Linked DNA regions of Homo sapiens: region 1 is linked to region 2. A link is a contact called in ENCODE POLR2A ChIA-PET data. All regions are on one chromosome and are shown on one strand. Each heading gives the region's core, a stretch centred on a gene start or an enhancer-like site at or near the end of the contact. The rest is flanking DNA. Distances are from core to core; before and after follow the strand shown. Region 1 holds the start of EPGN (epithelial mitogen). Region 2 has its middle 35 kb from the start of AREG.

Region 1 (6,306 bases), core at 2,760-5,259, 100 kb before region 2:
AACCATTATACACACTCTGTGTCTTTCCACACTTGTTCAATAGTAACAACTATCCTTAACTGAGCACGTAGCATGTGCTAAATACTTTCCTCTTTTGTTCTTTTCTTTCTTTCTTTTTTTGAGACAGGGTCTCACTCTGTTTCCCAGGCTGGAGTACAGTGGTGTGGTCACTGCTCACTGCAGCCTCTACCTCCAAGGCTCAAGCAATCCTCCCACCTCAGCCTCTGGAGTAGCTGGGACCGCAGGCGAGTGCCACCATGCCCAGCTAAGTTTTTCATTTTTTGTAGAGAAGGGTCTCACTATATTGCTTAAACTGGTCTCAAACTCCTGGGATCAAGCAATTCTTCTGACTTGGCCTCCCAAAGTGCCTTTTTTTTTTGTCTTTGCTCATTATTGACAATCTCCACTTGATAGATGAGAAAATTATTGACCCTCCTGGTTATTAAAAAGCCTCAGCCAAGGCCAAATAGATAGAAAAGGTGGAATCTGAATTCACAACAAAGTCTGTTGGGATGATGTGAGTCAGAAGCCACTCCTTTTACTACTCCACTCTGCCTTCCCTCAGATCCTGCCCTCACCCCGAAGTCCTTTCTCTTATTACTAGGTGTCTAAATCCTACTTGCTATTTAAGATTCACTTCAAATGAAACTTGTCCATGAAAAATGTCAGCCCTTAGCTCTCAGAGCTTTTATGCACACATTCATGGCAGTTGTCACTCCCTACCCAGTACTGCAGTTATGTATGTACTTTGCCTAGAACCCTTTAGTTCCTTGAAGTCAGAATCCATGCATGATTTCTCTATTTGTCTTACAAATATCATCTCACCCAGCCTAGTGCCATGGATATAGTAGTCATTCAATATTTTATGAATGAATGCAACTGAATCCATGAAAGTGATAGAATAAACTTAGAGAGAGAATCAATGAACTGATCACCATTCTCTGCCAATGACCAGTAATAAATTTTGGTTAAGTTAGTGAAACAGCCAGGAAAAAAAGATAGAAAGGGGAGGGAAGAATAAACTTTCAGAGATTCTCTCTTCTAGCATAAACTTCTAGAAGAAGAGAGATAAGTAAATTGAAAAGACTGGAAACATGGCATGAGAGAAAAGTAGTAGTGGAGCTCTTAGCCTCTCATTTCCTTCTCCTTTCTCACCCTAACCTGCTTTAATGCATATTAAGAATGAATAAAGATATCAGAAAAACCACCTTACAGTATCCATCTGCCCCCCATTCTTTAGGATTTGGAGAAAGGACTTTTGGGTGAGAGGATTGAAGATGTGAAGGGAGTGGACTTTCCTGTAAAGATTGTTAAGTGGGAGCCATGAGTATGGGCCCCAGAGGAAAGGCAACATGTTTGATGACTTAAAGTTACTTTCTGGTATACTCCATAAGCTAAAGCAGAAGATGGGTTTCTATATTAAGTGGCCCAGTTTACCAGAGAGGCTTCAGTTCCATCTCTCAGCACAGATGTGAGTGAAAATCACAGTTAATTAAATATTTAGTTTTTTTTCTAATAAAGGTAATTTATTTAAAGCTTGATTTTAGGAGATAATTGAGGGAATTCTTTTGAGATCAGTACAACAACTACTACAAGAGAACACAGCTAGGTAAATGGAAAGAGCATACGATTTAGAATCTGTAAATATAGAATTGAAGTCCTTTTTTTTGTTCGTTTTGTTTTGTTTTGTTTGTTTGAGACAGGGTCTGTAGCCCAGGCTGGGGTGCAATGGTGTAATCATGGCTCATTGCAGCCTTGACCTCCCAGGCTCAAGTGATCCTCCTACCTCTGCCTCTCAAGTAACTCATGCCCAGCTAATTTATTTTTTGTAGAGTCGGGGTCTTGCTCTGTTGCCCAGGCTGGTCTCAAACTCCTGGGTTCAAGCAATCCTCCTCCCTCAGCCTCTGAAAGTGCTGAGATTACAGGTATGAGCCACTGCACCTGGCCAGGATTGAAGTGCTGACTCTAGGCATGTCCTTTGGCAAGTCACTTAATTCTTTTGGGCCTCAATTTGTCATTTGTCATGTGAGAATAGAAATAATGCCTATTTATTTCCTTATTCTCTGAAGACAGATTCATTGAGTATTTACTAGATGTTAGGCACTGGATTTGTTTGGGCCAGGGTTACTGAAGAAAGAATTGAGATGTGTAGGGAAACCTGTAAAGTGCAAAGGACTGCACTAGCTACAGTTAAGAGTTTTTACAAAGATAATCTTTGTACTTTGATGTCTCAGTCTTAGAAATAAACTATTTAATCCCAGCACTTTGGGAGGCCAAGGTGGGTGGATCATGAGGTCAGGAGATCGAGACCATCCTGGCTAACACAGTGAAACCCCGTCTCTACTAAAAATACAAAAACTTAGCAGCGCCTAGTGGCAGGCACCTGCAGTCCCAGCTACTCGGGAGGCTGAGGCAGGAGAATGGCATGAACTCAGGAGGAGGAGCTTGCAGTGAGCTGAGATCGCACCACTGCACTCCAGCCTGAGTGACAGAGTGAGAAAACATCTCAAAAAAAAAAAAAAAGAAAGTATTTAATATGAGTCCTAACATCTCCCTCCAGAAACTACAAAAAGAATTGTGATGGTTTATTTAATCTTTTGTAAATGATTTCTTTTTAAATTCTCAGCAATGGTGCAAAGACGATTGTTCAATTTATAATTCAAATGTTATTTGCCTGGGAAATATATTATCTAGAAATCGACTTAGTAATCAACAGTTTTTTAAAAACCTACAAAAGTAGAAATGCAAAATGTAGACACATTTAAAGCGAGCCAAGTACTATTATATTATTTTAACTTTAAAATGATGACTCCTGTGGCAAGTGATTGCCCAAGTTATAATGAGTTCAACAAGCTTGTTCTTGTGTGATTTCTAACACCACATTTATATTTGAATAGTGAAAGGGCTCCTTTCTGGTAAATCTAATTTGCTGAGTGGACATGATGCAAAAGATAACCTATCTTGACTTGAATATGTTTTTAGGGTTTTGAGGTTTCAAGTTTCAAGAAAATACAAGGAATTGAAATTCCAGACAGAAAGACTCAATGCCTCAGGAAGATATATTTATAAATCATTTATATTAATTTGGGGCAAGTGAAAATTTCTGTAGTTGTAAAATATAGTAGCTGTAATGACATATTTTGGCCTTTAAAGTGCCACTTTAATAATTACAACTAGATGAACTTGAGAAATAATTTGAATGTTGTATTAACTTAGAAACTTTCTATTCATTGGATGTATCCAAACTAAATGTCATCTTAATTTTCTCTTAATGGAGAATTTTAATATTATTATTATTGCTATTATCATTATGTTGGTACTTTACTGGTTCTCTGTAGCTTAATCATTGGGATGCAGATTTAAGCATTGTTGTTCCTGGAATATGGCAGCCCATTTCATTTACTCAGAAAAATGTTAAATAGCAGGATGACAGAAAGGTGAATATTATACTATTAAAAATAATTTTATTTACAGCACTTGTCATAGTAACACTAAGAAACAAACACTAAAATGGAATATGAAACCTCTGTGTTTTCACAAATTTAACTGTTCTCTGCAACTAAATTAACAAATTATCTTGATTTGAAATGGAACTTATAGTCTGTAATAAAAGGTGGTATAACCAACTATAGTTTCAGGTATATTTCTTTTAGAAACAGGTTATGCTGCTTCCTAATTTGCAGTTATGTTTGTTGAACTCCCGTATAGGTTTCTAGCATAGTTTGAGCTGGTATAGTTCTCTTCACACCAATGGGAGCCTTTCCTGAAATTACATTTTGTTCTTGTTGTTTTAAGTACTTTTACATACATGATTATGCCCACAGGTAACAGGAAACCAGTGTTTCAAAAGAAAACTTGATCACATTGCTAGATAATACAGGTATCCTAACCAAGTGCGTGAGCGCCCAGAGGCTTTCTGCTGCTGCCAGAAGTACATATTTTTTTGATTGGTAAGAACTGCCAGATGACGCTTCATGAAATATAAATGCAACAAAGACTCAGAGAGCTCAATAAAAACCTTCCACCCGTCAGTCTAGAAGGATAAGAGAAAGAAAGTTAAGCAACTACAGGAAATGGCTTTGGGAGTTCCAATATCAGTCTATCTTTTATTCAACGGTAGGTAATTTCCTTTTGTTTTGTTAACTTTATATCAGTGTAAAATGTGAATAGAATTTATTTTCTCTGCATTAGAGAGAAGTTGGCTTCTAACAGTTGTTCTTTATGACAAAGATCAGAGTAATGAATCTGTGGATTAATTTAGTTTCTTATGTCCTGTATGTTCCTTTCCTAATATATTTTGACACCTTTTTTGAGACCTCCAGAATGTTTGCTTTATACAATTGAAGAGTAATTGATACATTTAGCTACTATACTATAGGGTTCTTATTTTTTAATTAATATGTAAATGTATCAATGGTCTTAAATATTGGGTTTTTATTTGCTTTAATCCTAATATAGTCAATGGAATGGATGAGAAACTGTAAGTATGTTGCCCTAGTCACGTTATGGATTTCAACTGTAATAAATTAAAAAAATAGAAATTGGAATAAACAGAATAAGAATACTTTCCATCTGTTGCTTGTACATAGAAGGAGGCTCTCTGTTAAAGATGCTTTTGCCCCCTTAATACAGCAATGACAGCACTGACCGAAGAGGCAGCCGTGACTGTAACACCTCCAATCACAGCCCAGCAAGGTAACTGGACAGTTAACAAAACAGAAGGTATTTTCTTCCCATTTTCATATTTCACAAGACTTTTCTAAAACTTGGGAGAGAAATTTGGATTGTGATAAAAGCAATATTGGCCATTTTTAATATATATTTTATTATTAGATAATCAGCTCTTTTAGCAGGATGCTGTTAAATTGAAGTGACAGATAAATGTGCCAGGAAATAATTGCCTTTTTAAAAGGAGGAAGTTAAGCAAATGAGACAAAAGCTGTCTTCAGTTACTGTCTTGAATGTGAAACAGGCCACATTTTCTGCTTCATTTCTGCTTGGTTCCCAATAACCCCTGTGTGTACAGAGACAGTTTGTCCCCATTTTGGCATTCTTGATGAGCAGCATTATATTTTGATCTGTGATTATAAGCTTTGATGCCAAAGACATTATGGCTACAAGATGAACAGCACTTTCCCTCATCTTTGGAATGACCTTTTTTTCTTGTTTGCTTTGGAGTTTTTGTTGTTATTTTAGCATATGCTGTATTTCCTAACCACTTGTACCCAATTTTTGTTGTTGATGGTAATGATATATTTTCTTTTGCACTTAATTATTATCACAGTGGCTTCTGGATGCTCTTGAGCATCAGCGTTCTTTCTCTAATCTGTTTAAACTCTTAGAGGTGAAACTTGGAAAGCTTGTTGCTTACCAAGACCTGTGACTGAGTGGTTATGATTCTTCTGCAAATCGCATCCTGATTGCTATGTGAAGGCTGGCAATTTGATTTAGGACAGAGGAAACAATGTCTTGCACTCAGAGTCAGGCAAATAAAGGAAGATTGTCATATCTCAGTGTTCTTCATGTCACCAATAATTTAAAATTTTAAATGATTGTCTCGAAATATTTTACCCATTTGATTTTTTGAATATCTGTTGATTTGCAAAACGAAATCAATGTGGGTTATAGAATAACTTTTAGCCAACTATTTGTCTTCTAAGCCTTCAAACAAAGAGGAAACACCTTATTATAATTATTATATTCAGTACTATATTATACTGGCCTGGCACAGTGGCTCGTGCCTGTAATCCCAGCACTTTAGGAGGCCAAGGCGGGCAGATCACCTGAGGTCAGGAGTTTGAGACCAGCCTGGGCAACATGGTGAAACCCTGTCTCTACTAAAAATACAAAAATTAGCTGGACGTGGTGGCGCATGCCTGTAATCCCAGCTACTCAGGAGGCTGATGAAGGAGAATTGCTTGAACCCAGGAGGTGGAGGCTGCAGTGAGCTGAGATGGGGCCATTGCACTCCAGCCGGGGTGACAGAGTGAGAGTCCGTCTCAAAAAAAAAAAAAAAAAAAAAAAAGAAGATAATATACTGCAGAAAATTAAAGAAGCATAGTTTTCTCTCAATGACTGACTTCGTAATAGCATGCTCAGTACTAAATTTTTTTTTCTTCCTTAATGGTGAACAGCAAATAAAATATTTTGAGTTACAAGTAATAATAATGGTAAAAAGGAATCCAATACAGTCATCCTCCGTTATTGGTTGAACATTGGTTCCAAGACCTCCTCCTCCTGCCCAGAGGGTACCAAAATCCACAGATGCTCAAATCCCTTATATAAAATAGTGAAATATTTGCATAT
Region 2 (6,524 bases), core at 434-2,933:
TCCCTCACCCCACACCCTTTCCAGGAGCCACTGCTCCGTAGCCACACTAAGGGGCTTGATTTTTCATCCTTTATTCCCCTCTCTGACTCCCAGACATGCTCCCAATGAGGATGAAAGGGTTTGGATTGTTAGTTCTGTCGACCAGGAAGGCCCTGATTTGTGCTCAGTGCTGGTGGGGGTGGGGGTGGGAGATTTATTTAAAAAGAAGAGGAAAGAAAAAAAGAGATCTCTATAGGCAAGTTAGCTTTTCAAAGTTTCAAATAATAGAATATATGCCATGTGTTTCTTTTATCTCTTTATCCAGGTATGTTTGACATTATATTTTAGATTTGGATTTAAGAGTCTAGTATTCCATGGATTTTCTTTTATCCGATGCCCAGAGATTTTTAATTTTTTTCAATGTCTTCAATGCATTCAGCTTCTAAGTAATCTAATTGATGTGGGATTATTAGTGTGCAGACGAATAGACTAAAATATAGATGTAGATTTTTTTCAAATTACATATTTACATCTATAAAAATCAACTCAATGAAAAATGTTAAAAGTATAGAATTACTTATAAATAATTCTTGTTTGTGACTCCTTAAAATTAGTATAATTTTCTCCCCTAACTTCAAGGATTGTGATAAGAATTACATGGAATAACATATCTAACGGATATTCACTCTATGTGTATATTACCTTCCCTTCTGCCAAAAGGACTGTTCTTAGGAGAAGCCAAGACTAACCACATGGAGCTGACCCATTTAATCTGTATCTTTCATCTTCCTCAGTTTGATTTGGAATTTGTCAGTGGTAGGATACTAATGGAGTTGATATTTTTGGCTACAATTAGAGTATATGCAAGAAGGTTAAGCAAAAGCACCAGTAAATGCAAAGTTGTTTTGGATTCCATTTCTCTTTGAACTGTGTCCAAAAAAGAGCAATCAAACACCAATGCACTTCCCAGTGAAAATCTATGCAGTTATGAGTCCACAATAACTTGTCAGACTTTGTCTAGGTGGAGCTGAGCTGAAAAAATAAATCTAAAAAAATAAACTGCCCTAGGCTACCATTCCTGTGATTTATTTGAATGAAAACACAAAATTATCTGAATGCATAAGGAAATTATTATATTAAGTGATCTAAATAAGAAGAATTCAATGTCTGGAGAGGAGATGACTGTTTTTTTTCAAAAGCACCAGAATTCCTGCTGACATCACTTAGAATCATTAGTCTTCCTATAATTATTTCACCTTCTCTTTAACCTTGTGTTCATGCCTCCATTTGTCTACATTTTTGTCTTAACTGGACAAAAATCACACAAACTCTTTCAAAGTTGTAAAACCAGCATATTATTATTTAGATTTTTACCAACTTGAAAATCCAGTTGGTAATTTTGTCTTTAAATGGGAGGTATCTGAATTTTTGAATAAAATTCAGTTTTGCAATATTTTACTTTTATAAACAGCAATAAAATGCATCAGAAAGATCCATTTATATCAATAGTTCTGAGAAACACATACTCTAAGAAATTTCCAGATGGTATCATGGATTATACAACAGAAGTATTCATGAGCAAGCCAGAATTGAAATAACACAATGTCTTGTTTTACCTATGTGACATGTACATGAGGTAAATAAATTTTCTTCCCATATGGTGGTTTGTATAGGTGGGGACATTGTTTGAAATGATCACACATACTTGCACGCTATTCATGCCTGGGCTTTTTTCACTGAAGAGGAATGACTAAGTGTGACTACAGCAGCTCACGAGGCCAAGAATTCCAGGAAAGTCTTCTTGCCTGCCCAGGTGCAATCTGTCATTGGTTCAGGGATAGAAATCCTTTCTGATCATCTTCATAACCCCCGGCAACTCAGAAAAGTTAGTTAAACAAGTAGTCTCTCAAATTGGATATTAGTTATCCCAAGATGGCCAGCAAACAATAGCCAGTGGCAAAAACACGTGACTGATTTTGCCATATATTCCTCACAAATATAACTTTATATAATCCCTTAACCCTGTGGGTATCAGTCCCGGCTACACATTACTATCAAATTTAGACTTAAAAAATGTCTATGCCCAGGCCCTACTCTAGACAAATTAATCAGAATTTCTTAGAATGAGATTTGGTGTTTAAAATCTCCTCATGATGTTTATATGCAGACATGGCTGGGAACAGTGGCCTCAAACAATGGAATCACTTAGTGAACTTTATAAAGTAGAAATACTTGGGTTCCACCCCCAAGGATTCAGACTTAATGGTGTGGAATGTGGCCTGAACATGAAGAGTTTTAAAAACTCCACAGATGATTCCAATATGCAGCAAGGCCAAGATGACCTTATAGATGTCTGCCTCCTCTCTTTACAGATCTGTAGAAATCTAGGAAGAAGAAGGCTCTTAAAGCAGTGGCTCCAATATGGGGTCCCTTGAGAAGCAACAGAGATATTTATAACTATAATAATTCTTCACATTTATTTTATATTCAGTATATTTCATAGTGTTTTCCAAGGCATCACATCATATTGAATAATCAGTATGGAAATATTTTATTCTTTATTATTATTTAATTTTATTATTTTTTCAGAAGCAGGGTCTTGCTCTGTCCCCAGGCTAGAGGGCAGTGGAACCATCATAGCTTACTGCAGCCTTGAACTCCTGGGCTCAAGCTATCCTCCCACCTCAGCATCCTGAGTAGCTGGGACTATAGGCACAAGCCACCATGTCTGGCTAATTTTTTTTTTTTTTTTTAGAGACAGTGTCTCACTGTGTTGCTCAGGCTGGTCTTGAATTCCTGGGCTCAACGATCCTTCCCCTTCGGCCTCCCAAAGTGCTGGGATTACGGGCATAAACCATGGCACCCAGCCTGGAAATATTTTTTAATTAATCTAAAAAAATGCAAAACTGATACCTCTCTAATGTTGCCTATTACGTTCTTGTATCTACTAGAGTTTAACTCATACATAACTTCTCTAATAAACTACAAGTTGTTTAAGGTTAATTTCTATATCATATTATCTTTATATACTGTACAAGTGTTCCATAAATGTTTTAATCTGATAAATGTTCAGTCAGTTTCTCTTGAATGAAAGATCGAATAATTCTGTTTGCTCCGATGAATACTATTAAGCATCTCCTCTGGGCTGTCTGACGCAGGCCCTCTAAATACAGTGGACTTTAAAGCTCCTAGCTCCTGTTTTTAAGGAGCTTACACTACAGGAAATGTATGAAATACTGAGATCTCAACTTCCAGGACGAATCCATGCCTCACATCTGTACTGACATGCCGTAGCAGAGCTCCTGGACTGGCATGAACCAAAAAAAAAAACAGGAGACATATGCCTTTCTCTTGACTAACAGACAATCAAGAATCAGCCTGTCTTAGATTGTTGCAATCTTTCTATCATTTTAAATCAACAGCTTCCTATTACTTTGAGCTTCCTCACACAAGAGACTTAAGCACCACAACCAAAGGAATGCATTAGCAATGCTTAGAACAAAAACCTGAAGTCTTAGCAGATGATGCAAATGCCTCAGGATGTCATGTAATCTATATTCAATCTCTTCATAGGAGAGATTGTACCTGAGTCTTTTATTTCTACTGGTGATTTACACCTGCAATATTTAAGATGAAGATATGTGCCAGGGAGATGTCTCAGCATGCATGAGTTTAAAAAGCAATTAAAATAAAACTGTATGTGTGCATGTATAATAATCACCCATCAGCAACTCTAAGAAGAATAAGGGTGGCTTTCCCTTAGGTTAGGTAAAATTGAAAAAGTGGCTAAGGAAACCCTCAAAAAGCCTGCTGTTAATCCAAGCTCTTGTACTCCCACAACGTGCTCCAGTGTCAGAGCTCATTTATCATCCTTTTAAGCAAAGATCTAACGAGTGCTGCACTCCCTTTGCAAGAAAAACAGGGCATCATCAGAGAGACTGATGGAAACTATAACCTGATTTGAAAAGCAGCCTCATTGGCCTTTATGATTTCAAGACTGTCCTAGGGAAGGAGGGGAAGAAGTGAAAAATCATACATCCCCCTAACCTTACTCCAAGTTGCATCCTGATTCACAGGCACCTTGTCTGCAGGGTAGACCAGGTAAGACTTGGCCAAAAATAAATGTGCTTATAGCTACTAAATTCTACTTTGGATTTTACAGTTTAATTTCATTGGATTTTGTGATCCAAACATCTTTTATTTTCACAGCCAGGCCGAATGGGAAAATGGCAGTGATACTGTTAAAAAAAACTCTGCACTTCGGCTTGGCGCGGTGGCTCATGCCTGTAATCCCAGCACTTTGGGAGGGCGAGGCGGGCAGATCATGAAGTCAAGAGATCAAGATCATCCTGGCTGACACGGTGAAACCCCATCTCTACTAAAAATACGAAAAATTAGCTGGGCGTGGTGGCAGGCACCTGTGGTCCCAGCTACTCAGGAGGCTGAGGCAGGAGAATTGCTTGAACCCGGGAGGTGGAGGTTGCAGTGAGCCGAGATCGTACCATTGCACTCCAGCCTGGGCCACAAAGCGAGACTCCGTCTCAAAAAAAAAAAAAAAAACAAAAAACAATAACAAACAACAGCAAAACTCTGTGCTTCGCATGAAGCCAAGGTAATAGTCAATGTAAACACCCCATTGAAGAATTAACATTATGCTGGGATGTAGGGTGGGAATGAGAGGGAAGGTTATTTTGAGTTTTTAGTCCAAATATAAAAGTGATTTATATGGATAAAAAATGTTAGTCTGCTTTTAAGTTCAACTTCAGTAGAATTATTTATTATAATAGCCATAATTATTTTTAAAAGCACCTTGAAAAAATTTCAGTGTGGCAATCATTTAACCAAATTACTGAGGCAAGAATCTCAGAGTCTAATCTAAAATTAGTGGGCTTTTTTTGTTAATATTTCTTACCATGTTTCTACAAATGTTCATCTTAGGTTTATTGTGTTTCAAAAACAATAGACATCACCCAATACCTTATTACCCTTTTGAAATGAGGTAATAAAAAGAGCTAATTGCTGGGGAGGAAAAAACTAAACCCTGAATATTCAAACAGCTGATCTACATTAGGTGTCAGTTTCCTTTTCTAAGGCAAAACAAGATGATGATCCACTAACTGCTTTTAAAGATTGTAAACTCACTAACAGGATATAATCATCTTGGCATGAAGATTGCATAGAGGAGAATTTGGTTACTACTAAATAGTTAAGATGAAAATATCAGCTGATACTTGATATAAAGGCAAGATAAGTTTTATTGAAAGCACATTTCTGCATTGCAAATATTAACATTTGAAGGGATAAATAGTTATTTTGTTTTATATTACTCAGCATTTTATTATTCAGAATTCTCTACTAATTGGCACTTCTGAAAATTTCCAGTACAAGGGTAGTTATTAATCATTATTACAACCCTGGAATACTGAAGCATTGCAAAACATTATTTTAAAACTAAGCATATTGTATACTCTAGTACTACTTGAAAATAAACAATACTTATGTAATTCATGTTTAGCATATCTTAATTAACCATAACACTATTCCCTAAGAATTCCAGATATAAGGCTTCTTATAAAATATATCTGTTTGAAGAATTTCCCCTTAAGTAACATTAGTTGAAAAAGATTTTTTGTCATTGAGGCCAGTTAGTAAAGTAAGTTACATGGAAGAAAAATTATTAAGTATTGGTCTCAGACTTCAAGTGGCAATGAATTTGACATCATTGGTTTCACTTGTCCATCAATTTCCAGGTATTATAGATAGTTTCTCATTAAGGTTGGTCCTTTTTGACTTGTCTGTGAATTTTGCATTTGGAGAATAATATTTTACAGCACCATTATGGAATTGAAGCACAGATGTGCAATGGGGGAAGTGCTTACAAACTATAAGAGTTGTAAGACCTCACTCACTAAAGGCATTAAAATGGCATTTTTTTCAAAGTATAGTCCTTGGGCCACTTGCATCAGTAATCACCTGGGGTGTTTCTTGCACATGTGAATTCCTGGGCTCCACTCTAGATCAAATGAGTCAAAATCTTGTCACAGGAATGGATGTTTTTATTAAGTGTCTCAGTTGATTCTTAACTCAGGCTAAAGACTAAAAATATTTGCCTTAAATGACATTTTTCATAATTTTTAAGATGAAAGTGCTATAAAAACTGGAACTACTAAAATATTTAGACTCTTTCTGACTAACATGACTGTCTCTGATGGAGCTGTATCAATAATATGCCTTATGGAGCCTCTAAGAAACTTTTCCAAAGTTACATGGTGATGATGATGGTGATGGTGGTAGTGATACTGATGACTATGGTGATGATGACAGTGGCAATGGTGATAATGGTGATTATAATGGTGGTGAGGGTAGTGATGATGATGAGAATAAGAATGGTGATGATGATGGTGATGATGGAATCACATTAATTTTGACCAGGCTGACTCCTTTTCTTTCCTTTGCCTTGCCTTGCCTTGACCTGCCTTGCCTTGCTTTGACCTGCCTTGCCTTGCCTTGACCTGCCTTGCCTTGCCTTGCCTTGCCCTGCCTTG

Evidence for each region. ChIA-PET counts read pairs that join two places held with the same protein, here RNA polymerase II (POLR2A).
Region 1: POLR2A ChIA-PET joins it to region 2 with 12 read pairs in MCF 10A. The contact joins the promoter of EPGN here to the enhancer-like site in region 2. POLR2A ChIA-PET finds 5 or more read pairs at or near these places in 2 of 52 experiments (MCF 10A and activated naive CD4-positive, alpha-beta T cell).

Annotation. Positions count from the first base shown.
Region 1 is chr4:74,304,461-74,310,766 of GRCh38, forward strand. It overlaps EPGN (epithelial mitogen), which reads left to right and starts at 4,010. Exons shown (of 5, transcript NM_001270989.2): 1 at 4,010-4,116; 2 at 4,633-4,722. The coding sequence starts at 4,074. The region is part of intron 2 of LOC105377276 (a long non-coding RNA gene); the gene reads right to left.
Region 2 is chr4:74,407,113-74,413,636 of GRCh38, forward strand. No RefSeq gene overlaps it. Among named protein-coding and RNA genes, the nearest start is that of AREG, 35 kb to the right of the region's middle. RefSeq lists an enhancer at 6,036-6,524. Within about 2 kb of position 1,684, at least 2 of the 41 ENCODE cell types and tissues checked have a DNase peak (open chromatin) inside an H3K27ac peak, as active enhancers do.